Regions from separate parts of the Homo sapiens genome. Here region 1 is linked to region 2. Evidence: read pairs that join two places in POLR2A ChIA-PET (ENCODE). Cell type or tissue: GM12878. All regions are shown on one strand. Each heading gives the region's core, and the rest is flanking DNA. Links, peaks and the distances in the headings are about the cores only. Region 1 has its middle 81 kb from the start of IPO5. Region 2 overlaps LOC105370328 (a long non-coding RNA gene).

Region 1 (5,380 bases), core at 187-5,186, 99 kb after region 2:
GCGCACCACGTGGTCCCACTGCCAGGCCTCTGCCTGTGCACTTCCTTCCACCTGGAGCACCCTCCCCACCTGCCTTAGTCTGTTCTGGCTGCTGTATCAAAACTGCTATAGGCTGGGTGTGGTGCCTCACACCTGCAATCCCAGCACTTTGGGACGCCAAGGCGGGCAGATCACTTGAGGTCAGAAGTTCGAGACCAGCCTGGGCAACACGGTGAAACCTCGTCTCTACTAAAATACAAAAATTAGCCGAGCCGGGCATGGTGGTGGGTGCCTGTAATCCCAGCTACTTGGGAGGCTGAGGTGGGAGAATCGCTTGAACATGCAAGGCAGAAGTTGCAGTGAGCTGACATGCGCCACTGCACTCCAGCCTGGGCGACAGACAGAGCAAAGCTCAAAAACAAAAAACAAACAAACAAAACACACACACACACACACACACACACACACACACACACACACAAAACCCCAAAAACTACCACAGATTGGGTGACTTATCAACAACAGAAATTTAGTTCTCATAGTTCTGGACGCTGAGAGGTCCAAAGGTCCAAAACCAAGGCACCAGTGGACTCAGTGTTTGGAGAGGGGCTGCTTCCTGCTTCATAGAGCTGTCTTCTTGCTGGCAGGTGGGTGAAGGAGCTCCCTTACAAGCTCTCTTTTATAAGGGCACGAATCGCATCTATGAGGGCTCTGTCCTTGTGACCTAATCACCTCCCGAAGGCCCCACCTCCAATACCATCACGTTTGAGATTAGGTTTCAACATGAATTTTGGGGAGAAATAAACAGCCTATAGCACAACCTCAGGCCTAGATGTAGGCCTTTTTTTTTGAGACAGAGCCTCACTCTGTCGCCCAGGCTAGAGTGCAGTGGCACAATCTCGGCTCACTGCAACCTCCACCTCCTGGGTTCAAGTGATTCTCCTGCCTCAGCCTCCTAAGTCGCTGGGATTACAGGCATGTGCCACCATGCCCAGCTAATTTTTGTACTTTTAGTAGAGATGGGGTCTTGCTATGTTGCCCAGGCTGGTCTTGAACTCCTGGCCTCAAACGATCCACCCCCCTCGGCCTCCTAAAGTGCTGGGATGACAGGTGTGAGCCACTGTGCCCGGCCACAGCTAGGTTTTCAGATGGAACTTGAGTTCTACCAATCTGATGCCTTCACACTGGGTCTGAACTGAGAGTGGAAGCGAGTGGGGTGAGAGGCAGCAGCAGGTCAGGTCCATACTTTGTGGGGGCAGAACCTGAATGCAGAACAAGTCTGGAGAGAGCAGCCTGGCCTCAGCTCCCTGTTGTCTGCACACAGCCGAAGCAGTGTCACTCCGGAGTCCACGGTTGGGTGGTAACTCCCTGTTTTTCTCACCTTCTACTATGGCACAGGTAGCAACCCCTGCAGTGGGGTTGTTCTGTGGTGGTGTTCTAGAAGTGGCTGAGCAGGGACCAGACTGCAGCCTTGGATACAACTACACTTACAATTTGGAAATCACGGAGGGAAGCACATCCTAGTGCTCACCTACATCAGTCCACCAGCTACTGTGAGCAGAACCAATCCCGGGGCCCTTTGAGACGGAATCTCGGCCAGGTGCGGTGGCTCATACCTACAATCCCAGCACTTTGGGAGGCCGAGGCAGGCAGATCACAAGGTCAAGAGATCGAGACCATCCTGGCCAACATGGTGAAACCCCATCTCTACTAAAAATACAAAAAATTAGCGGGGTGTGGTGGTGTGCACCTGTAGTCCCAGCTACTCAGGAGGCTGAGGCAGGAGAATCACTTGAATTTGGGAGGCGGAGGTTGCAGTGAGCTGAGATCGCGCCACTGCACACCAGCCTGGTTACAGAGCGAGACTCCATCTCAAAAGAAACACAGTCTCCCTGATATCTGGGCTGGCTCCATGTGGCAAAGGCTGGTTGAGCTTCCAGTGGGAAAGTGCTCTTGCGTGGGCTTGGGCCAGTCAGAGACGAGACCCACATGACTAGGTCCCAAACCTTCTCATCAAAAGCCTGCTTCGCCAGTCCCCAGTTCCGAATCTAGGACCTGCCTTTTTCAGGGTGATGGAAATGAAAATGCTCACTCCACACAGGGGAAATTTCCGTGCTTACCTTTGAAGTCTTGAAGTCATGGGGCTGCCCTTTTGCTCTAAAGAAAACCACCACACGGCCACATATTTTGGCACACACAAGTTTTTTTTTCTTTCCCCCAGAGACAGAGTCTTGCTCTGTTGCCCAGGCTAAAGTGCAATAGCACAATCATAGCTCACTGCAGCCTTGAACTCCTGGGTTCAAGCAACCTTCTCGCCTCAGCCTCTCAAGTAGTTGAGGTAACAGGTGCGCACCCCCATGTCTGCCTTTGGTTATACAGAGAAATCAATAAATTGAGCATTCTTTTTGCCCACTTTGAGTGGGAGAGCTAAATGCATTAAAATGGATAGTAATGGCAAAAGACATAATTGAGCAAGTCCAGAGTTATGTCAAAATGACGGGTTTCATCATGCATAAAGGCTATCATTCTCTCCATGGGCATGTGCCACATTTATAACAATATAAAAAGTATTCACCATATGGAACATGCATTCTTCTTCAGAAATGTGTTAAGTACATAGAGCTAGCTTAACCTGTATTTTAGGGTAACAGTTCTTTTTTTCATATTTTCTAATATTTATCCTCAATGTTTCCCTTAATCCTACTATGTTATTATTTGTGGTCCTAAAACTCTCAAGGTTTCTCCAAATTCTTACTCATTTGCTTACCATATTGTAGCAGGCCATAATTCTAGTGGGAATATGTGGAATCTGGAATCTCAATATTGCCTTAAGTTTGGGTGCCGTGGCTCATGCCGATAATTCTAGCACTTTGGGGGCTGAGGTGGGAGCATTGCTTGAGGCCAGGAGTTTGAGACCAATCTGGGCAACACGGCGAGATTCCATCTCTACAAAAAATGAAAAAATTATCTGGGTGTGTCGCTACATGCCTGTAATCCTAGCTGCTGGGAGGCTGAGGTGGAAGGATGGCTTGAACCCAGGAGTTTGAGGCTACAGTGAGCTATGATTGCACCACTCCAGACTTGGGTGACAGAGTGAGATCCTATCTCTTAAAAAAAAAAAGTATGGGTGTGGTGGCTCACGGCCACAATCCCAGCACTTTGGGAGGCCAAAGTAGGTAGATCACTTGAGTCCAGGAGTTCGAGACCAGCCCAGGTAACATAGTGAGAAACGCTGTCTCTACAGAAAGCATAAAAAATGAGCAGGGCGTGGTGGTGCACCTGTAGTCTGAGCTATCTGGGAGGCTGAGGTGGGAAGATTACCTGGGCCTGGGAGGTCGAGGCTGCAGTGAGCTGTGTTCACGCTACTGCACTCCAGCCTGGGTGATAGAGTGAGACCCTGTCTCAAAAGAAAAAAGAAAAAGGCACTTAAAAAATAACACTAGATAATCAAATAGCTATTAATTATTTGTCACGTTAATGACTGCATTTATTTGGCACTGAATGTATAGAAAGGTTTCTAAAGTATCTCCCAATTAAAAATACTTTCAGGCCAGGTGTGGTGGCTCATGCCTATAATTCCAGCACTTTGGGAGGCTGAGGCGGGTGTATTGCTTGAGCCCAGGAGTTCAAGATTAGCCTGAGCAACATACTGAGACCCCTGTCTCTACAAAAAACAAAAAAAAATTAGCCGGGGGATGTGGCCATGCCTGTAGTCTCAGCTACTCGGGAAGCTGAGGTGGGGGAACCGTTTGAGCCCGGGCTTATAGACATTGCAGTGAGCGGAGGTCGTGCCACCACACTCCAGCCTGGGTGACAGTGAGACCCTGTTTCAAAAAACAACAACAAAAATTTCAAAATAACTTTAATTAAATAATAGCTCAGACCTCAAGCCTTACCAATTTTATGTTGTTAGTGAGATTATTTTCCCCAACAAGGGAGGGGGATCAGAAGAGACAGTACAAACGCACTAATGATTAACCCAGGACGGGCTTCGTGGGAGACACACTAATAATTAACCCAGGATGGCTCTGTTAGAGAATCATTTGTACCTTTCTTGCCCCTAGGGTTCTATTGTTCATGATGAGCTTCATTCTCACCTGTCTGCCCTCTGAATTCAGTTGAGCATGGAAGGATGAAGGCAGGGCCCTGACCAGCAGCTGAAACGGCAGCCGCGCCGTACACCTGGAGAGAAGTCCTCAGCTTTGACGCATTTCTCATCTAATTGGTATATTCTTTAGAAATGCTTCCACATAAGCATTTTTCCCTCAGATGGTGAAGCTCCAGAAGCCGTCGTTCTCTAACTTTTTAAAGCAGTGAGTGATGCTCCTCTGCTGCCCCCTCAAGGTTCTCAGTTTTCTCCAGAGAGAGGCTTATTTATTTATTTATTTATTTATTTGTTTAGTTTTGAGACGGAGTCTTGCTCTGCTGCCCAGGCTGGAATGCAGTGGCGCCATCTCAGCTCACTGCAACCTCCAATTCCCAGGGTTCAACCAATTCACCAGCTTCAGCCTCCTGAGTAGCTGGGATTACAGGTGCCTGGCACCACATCCAGCTAATTTTTGTATTTTCAGTGGAGACGGGGTTTCACCATGTTGGCCAGGCTGGTCTCAAACTCCTGGGCTCAAGTGATCTGCCTGCCTCAGCCTCCCAAAGTGCTGGGATTACAGGCGTGAACCACTGCGCCTGGCCAGAGAGACACATTTTTATTTTTATTTATTTTTTTTGAGACGGAGTCTCGCTCTATCGCCCAGGCTGGAGTGCAGTGGCGCCATCTCGGCTCACTGCAAACTCTGTCTCCCGGGTTCACGCCATTTTCCTGCCTCAGCCTCCTGAGTAGCTGGGACTACAGGCGCCCGCCACCACGCCTGGCTAATTTTTTTTTTATTTTTAGTAGAGACGGGGTTTCACCATGTTAGCCAGGATGGTCTTGATCTCCTGACCTTGTGATCCGCCCGTCTCAGCCTCCCGAAGTGTTGGGAATACAGGCGTGAGCCACCGCGCCCGGCTGAGACACATTTTTAAATAACCAAAAAGGCCATTCAAAATACAATATGAAAACCACACATAAGCTGCTCAGAATACAAACTATTGATAGTCTGAATTATGAAAAAAACCCAGTAATAAGACTTTCCATATACTGATTTTGTGGGGTGGCAATTGTCTTTCCTGTAGCATAATTCAGGGATGATGAATCCTTAAAATATATAATAAAAAACACATTTTGCATTTTCAGATAAAAGAGCAAAACTTTTAAAATATAATGTTCTTAGGTTTTAAGATAATCACAGTATAAATCAGTCACCACAAATTCCATTTATTATTTTACTGTGTACACTATCAACCTTTCTGTTACATTTTTGTTCTGAGATAAAATAACTTAGTAGACACCGTAGATGCTAAT
Region 2 (5,380 bases), core at 171-5,170:
ACTGCCCTTCATGTGCTTTGCTCATTTTGCCATTGAGTTATCTTTTTTTGTTAACTCTTAATATGTTTTATATGTTAAGGAAATTAGCCCTTTGCTATCATGTAATGAATATTTTTTACGTTTTTTAATATGGTACTCTTTTTCACAACAAGTTCTTAATTTTTATGTTGTCAGATTTGTCAGTGTTTACTTTTATGCTTTCACATTTTTGTGTCATGCTTGGAAATGTCTTCTCTATGCAAGATGTTTTAAAAAATCATCATGTTTCTATACTTTAATGGTTTTATTTTTATATTTTATCATTGATCTATATCTTATTTTGGCATAAGAAATGACACATGCCTCCAACATCTTTTTTCCAAATGGCTGAGCAGATACGATTTGAAAACCCATCTTACTTTCATCTTCCATACCTGTTTAAAATGCCAACTTTGTCCTACCTTAGGATCCGCTTTTCTATGAATATTCTTTTCTACTTATCTGCCTATCCCTGTGCCAGTTACCAAAATGTTTGTGTTTATGGCTTCATAATGTATTTTACTATCTGATACTGCTTGGACCCCATAATTATTGTTAATTTCAAAAGTTTTCCCAGCTAGTCTTACATGTTTGTTTTTCCACATGAATTTTGGTATCATTTTGTTAAGCTCTGAAAATAATCATATTACAATTTTGATTAGAATTGCTGACATTTTGGGCCAGGCATGGTGGCTCAATTGCTTGAACCCGGGAGGCAGAGGTTGCAGTGAGCCGAGATCACGCCACTACATTGCAGCCTGGATGACAGAGCCAGACTCTGTCTCAAAAAAAAAAAAAGAGTGCTGACATTTTGACCTTCAACTTCAACTTTTTGGACTTGTATTATTATTTCCATTTTACAAAGGAGAAACTGAGACACAGAGAGGCTAAGTAATTTACTCAAGGTCACACACAGTACACAGCCAAGAAAGAGATTCAGACTCAGTCAAGCTTCAGAGGCCACCCTCTTAGCCATGATCCTGTGTTGTGCCTCCATATTCAAAAATCTAGGACAACTGGAGAAAGCATTCAAAATGCACTTTTTTAGGATAGAAAATAGGATAGGATAAAAAGTGAAGACTTCAGGTCATTTATTTTTCACTTCACTTTCAAAAGGAGAACTTCAGAAGGGAAGCAAAAGAAGGTCATAGACTGAAATCATTTTCAGTCTGGCCTACGATCTTGCCCTTTGATTCTCATCTCAGAGAAAGAAATGATACATAAAGGGAAGGTATGTCATTGTTGATGACTACCTGAAGTATTTTTGTTGTCCAGAAATGCATTGAGTACCACACACCCAATAAGAAAGCTAAAATTTGGCTGGGCTCAGTGGCTTACACCTGAAATCCCAGCACTTTGGGAAGCCAAGGTGGGTGGATCACCTGAGGTCAGAAGTTTGAGACCAGCCTGGCCAACATGGTGAAACCCCATCTCTACTAAAAATACAAAAAATTAGCCGGGCGTGGTGGCAGGCGCCTGTAATCCTAGCTACTCGGAAGGCTGAGGCAGGAGAATCACTTGAACCTGGGAGGTGGAGGTTGCAGTGAGCCGAGATCACGCCACTGCACTCCAGCCTGGGCAACAGAGCAAGACTCGATCTCAAAAATAAAATAAAAAGGCTGATTGACAGATATGTGACAAAAGAAGTAGATTAAAATTTTAATAGAATTGTAGTGGTGACTAGAGGGACATTCACTGTAAAATTCAACTTTGTTGTATGTTTGAACGTTTTATAATAAAATGATGAATTCTACTCCTAGGTATATATTCAAGAGAAATGAAAACATGTCCACAAATTCATATGAGCATTATTCAAAGTAGCCAGAAAGCAGAAACAACCTGGAAGTCCATTAAATAATGAATGGACAAACAAAATATGGTGTATCTATTCAATGGAATATTATTTGGCAATAAAAAGAAAGTACTGACGCATGCTACAACATGGATAAACCCTGAAAACATCATAAGTGAAAGAAGCCAGACACAGAAGACCTTATAGTATATAATTCTATTTCTAGAAAAGATCAAGAGTCAGCAAATCTGTAGAGACAGAGTAGATTAGAGATTGCCAGAGGCTGGGGAGTTGGAGGAGAATGGGAAGTGAATGCTAGTGGGTACAAGGATTCTTTTTTGAGTGATGAAAATGTTCTAAAATTGTGGAGTTGATTGTGAAACTCTAAATATACTAAAAGCCACTGAATTTTACACCTTTTTTTTTTTTTGAGATGGAGTCTTGTTTGGTAACCCAGGCTGGAGTGCAGTGGCGTGATCTTGGCTCACTGCAACCTCCACCTCCCAGGTTCAAGTGACTCTTGTGCCTCAGCCTCCCGAGTAGCTGGGATCACAGGTGCACACCACCATGTGCGGCTAATTTTTGTATTTTTAGTAGAGATGGGGCTCACCATGTTGGCCAGGCTGGTCTTGAACTCCTGACCTCAAGTGATCCACCAGCCTCGGCCTCCCAAAGTGCTGGTATTAGTGTGAGCCACCATGCCAAGCTGGATTGTACACTTAAAATGGGTAAATTGTGTGGTGGGTAAATTTTATGGTATGTAAATTATATCTCAATACAGGTGTTAAAAATAAAATGTCAGAAAAAATATTACCTTCAGCCCTATTATCACCTGATTAATTGCTGTATCAACTACAAATTTCTTGCTGTAAATGAAGAAAAAGATCATCATCATAAATTCGAATATATTCTGTATATATTAACACTAATTTCTTAAGGAATTTCTAAATTCAATTCATGGTATTAATCTTTGATTCATCAAACTGGTTCTAACTGGAGGACTCTAATATTCTTTCAAGTGTCTTCTTTTTTTTTTTTTTTTTAACAATTGCTAGTTACAGATAGCTCAGGATAGACTCACATGGTATTTAAGGCTACTAAAGTCAGAGGCTACTAAGGCTACTAAAGTTTAAATGCTTAAACACTGCCCTGCTCGTCACTTTAGATCCCTGGGAAGTCCCAGAGGCAGAAAGAAAGAGACAGAGCATGACAGTGCATGTGAAATGAGGAAGTTATTCTTTAAACAAGCCACTGGTTCTCAAACTTGAGTGCATACTGGAATGGCCTGGGGACCTTTGATAATGCACTGATGCCTAGGTGCTCCTCCCCTTCCAGAGATCTTGATGTCGCTGGTCTGGGGTGCAGCCTGGGCATTAGGATCTTTTAAAGCTCGCTAGGAGATTCTAGCATACGGCCAGATTGAGAATTATTGGCCCAGGACAATCACCCTAGCTCTGGGAGGGCCAGGCTGGAGCAGAGGCTTAGCTCAGAACCTAAATCCAAATGGTGCGGGGATTCACCCTTCTCCGCATGACCCCAAGCTGCACGAAACTCAGGCAAGAGTGAGTGAGCACAGATGGAGAGCGCAAACATGGCGCCTTAACGTCATCCTCATCCTCTAATTCTAAAGATAGAATTCCAATCAAACTCTATTAAAAGATAGTTCATGAAAAGCTTTCCTCTTACCCTGTTCACCTGTTGCTGCTATCTGCCCTACCTCCAAACAGGTCACCTCTTTATCTTTACAGCTGCTTCTTTATCTTTCCAGAAAAAGACATGTTTATCTTTTAGCTTCTTCTTTATCTCTCTAGAGAATTCAAGCCAACCCAGATATATGTTGTTTTTTTAACAGCAAATATAGAATTTCATGCTATTTTTTTCCCAGGAAAATGTCGGAAATAATTTCATATCGATGCTTAAATAATTTCATATCAATTTCTCTCTCTTTTTTTTACATCTACATAGTATTCCATTATATAGGCACACCATAATTTACTTTAAGAATTACTTATTGATGGGCATTTAAATTGTTTCCTAGTTGATATTATATCCAAATGCTTCCATGGATAACCCTGTTCATGTCATTTTGCACAGATACTAATATAACTGCAGGATAAATTCCTACAAGCAGAATCCCAGGGTCAAAATGTTGTACATTTGTAATTTGATAAACATCACAAAATTGTCCTCCATGGGGTGATTGCGATTGATACTTATACCAGCAACATGAGATTCTTCTTCGCTCCCGGTATCCCACCCCCAACCACCTCACCAGAGTAGGCTGTCACACTTCTAAGTTGTTTGCCAGTCTGATAGGTTAAAAAATGATGTCTCAGCTGGGCTCTGTGGTTCACACCTGTAATCCCAGCACTTTGGGAGGCAGAGGCAGGCGGATCTTGAGGTCAGGAGATCAAGACCTTCCTAGGCGGGGTGTGGTAAGATCAGCCTGGCTAAGATGGTGAAACCCCGGCTCTACTAAAAGTACAAAAAAATTAGCCAGGCGTGGTGGTGGGTGCCTGTAGTCCCAGCTACTCAGGAGGCTGAGGCAGAAAATTGCTTAAACCCGGGAGGTGGAAGATGCAGTGAGCTGAGATCACACCACTGCACTCCAGCTTTGGCGACAGAGCAAAACTCCGTCTCAAAAAAAAAAAAAAAAAAAAAAACCGTCCTGGCCAACATGGTGAAACCTAGTCTCTCGTCTCTACTAAAAAAACAAAACTTAGCCAGGCATGGCAGTGCACACCTGTAATCACAGCTACTTGGGAGGCTGAGGCAGGAGAATCACTTTAACCCGGGAGGCAGAGGCTGCAGTGAGCCAAGATCACGCCACTGCACTCCAGCCTGGGTGACAGAGCAAGACTCCGTCTCAAAAAAAAAAGATGTCTTAGTATACTGGAGTTTGCTTTTCTCTCCCATTTGTGAACTTGTGCGTTTTCCCATGTTTAAGACCCTTTTGTAGTTCCTCTTCTATCAATGTTCATTTGTAGCCCACAGGTGAACTGTGCTCCACAATATTCAGCTGTGGCCCAATGTTCTGTTTTGGCCCACTAGCTGCATAGATGATATAAGCACGCCCCGCAAGTTAGCAATTTTTCTGAGGAAGAATAAGGAGGTGGGTGAACAGGTGGACAGACCAAGAGGTGAAAGCCCTTCTTCATCCTTGACAAAAGGGACTCAGGCTGTTCACTCGCCCCAAGAGGTGATACACCATATCTTAGTCATTCTGCTAATACTAATTGAATGCCTATGATATGTAAAACATGTCTAATAGATGAAAGAATGAAAGCACCAGGATATACATTTCAAAATTACATTATAATAGAAGTCTTTCTACCAACATTCCTATGTACTTCTTTTTTATGGATATTGATGTGCAATTGCGCCATCATTGGTAGTAATTAAACTGTCATTTCATACTTTTTGCATTTTCCTTGCATTAAGCTTCTCCAAACTGCTAATTTTCTTTTTTCTTCTTCTTTTTTTTTTTTTTTTGAGATGGAATTTCGCTCTTGTTGCCCAGGCTGAAGTGCAATGGCACGATCTCAGCTCACCGCATCCTCCGCCTCCCAG

What was found. Peaks named below come from ENCODE experiments on the same cell type or tissue, not always from the same donor. Only the 100,000 strongest peaks of a DNase experiment are listed, where the experiment ranks them.
Region 1: POLR2A ChIA-PET joins it to region 2 with 5 read pairs; 3 of 35 experiments call an interaction of 5 or more read pairs at or near these places.

What each region holds. Positions count from the first base shown.
Region 1 is chr13:98,032,413-98,037,792 of GRCh38, reverse strand. No RefSeq gene overlaps it. Among named protein-coding and RNA genes, the nearest start is that of IPO5, 81 kb to the right of the region's middle. In GM12878, for the core only: a CTCF peak has its summit at 4,310; no DNase peak of the experiment used is centred there.
Region 2 is chr13:98,131,772-98,137,151 of GRCh38, reverse strand. All of the region lies in intron 1 of LOC105370328 (a long non-coding RNA gene), which reads left to right. Among named protein-coding and RNA genes, the nearest start is that of FARP1, 8.6 kb to the left of the region's middle. In GM12878, for the core only: no CTCF peak of the experiment used is centred there; a DNase peak (open chromatin) is centred at 3,051.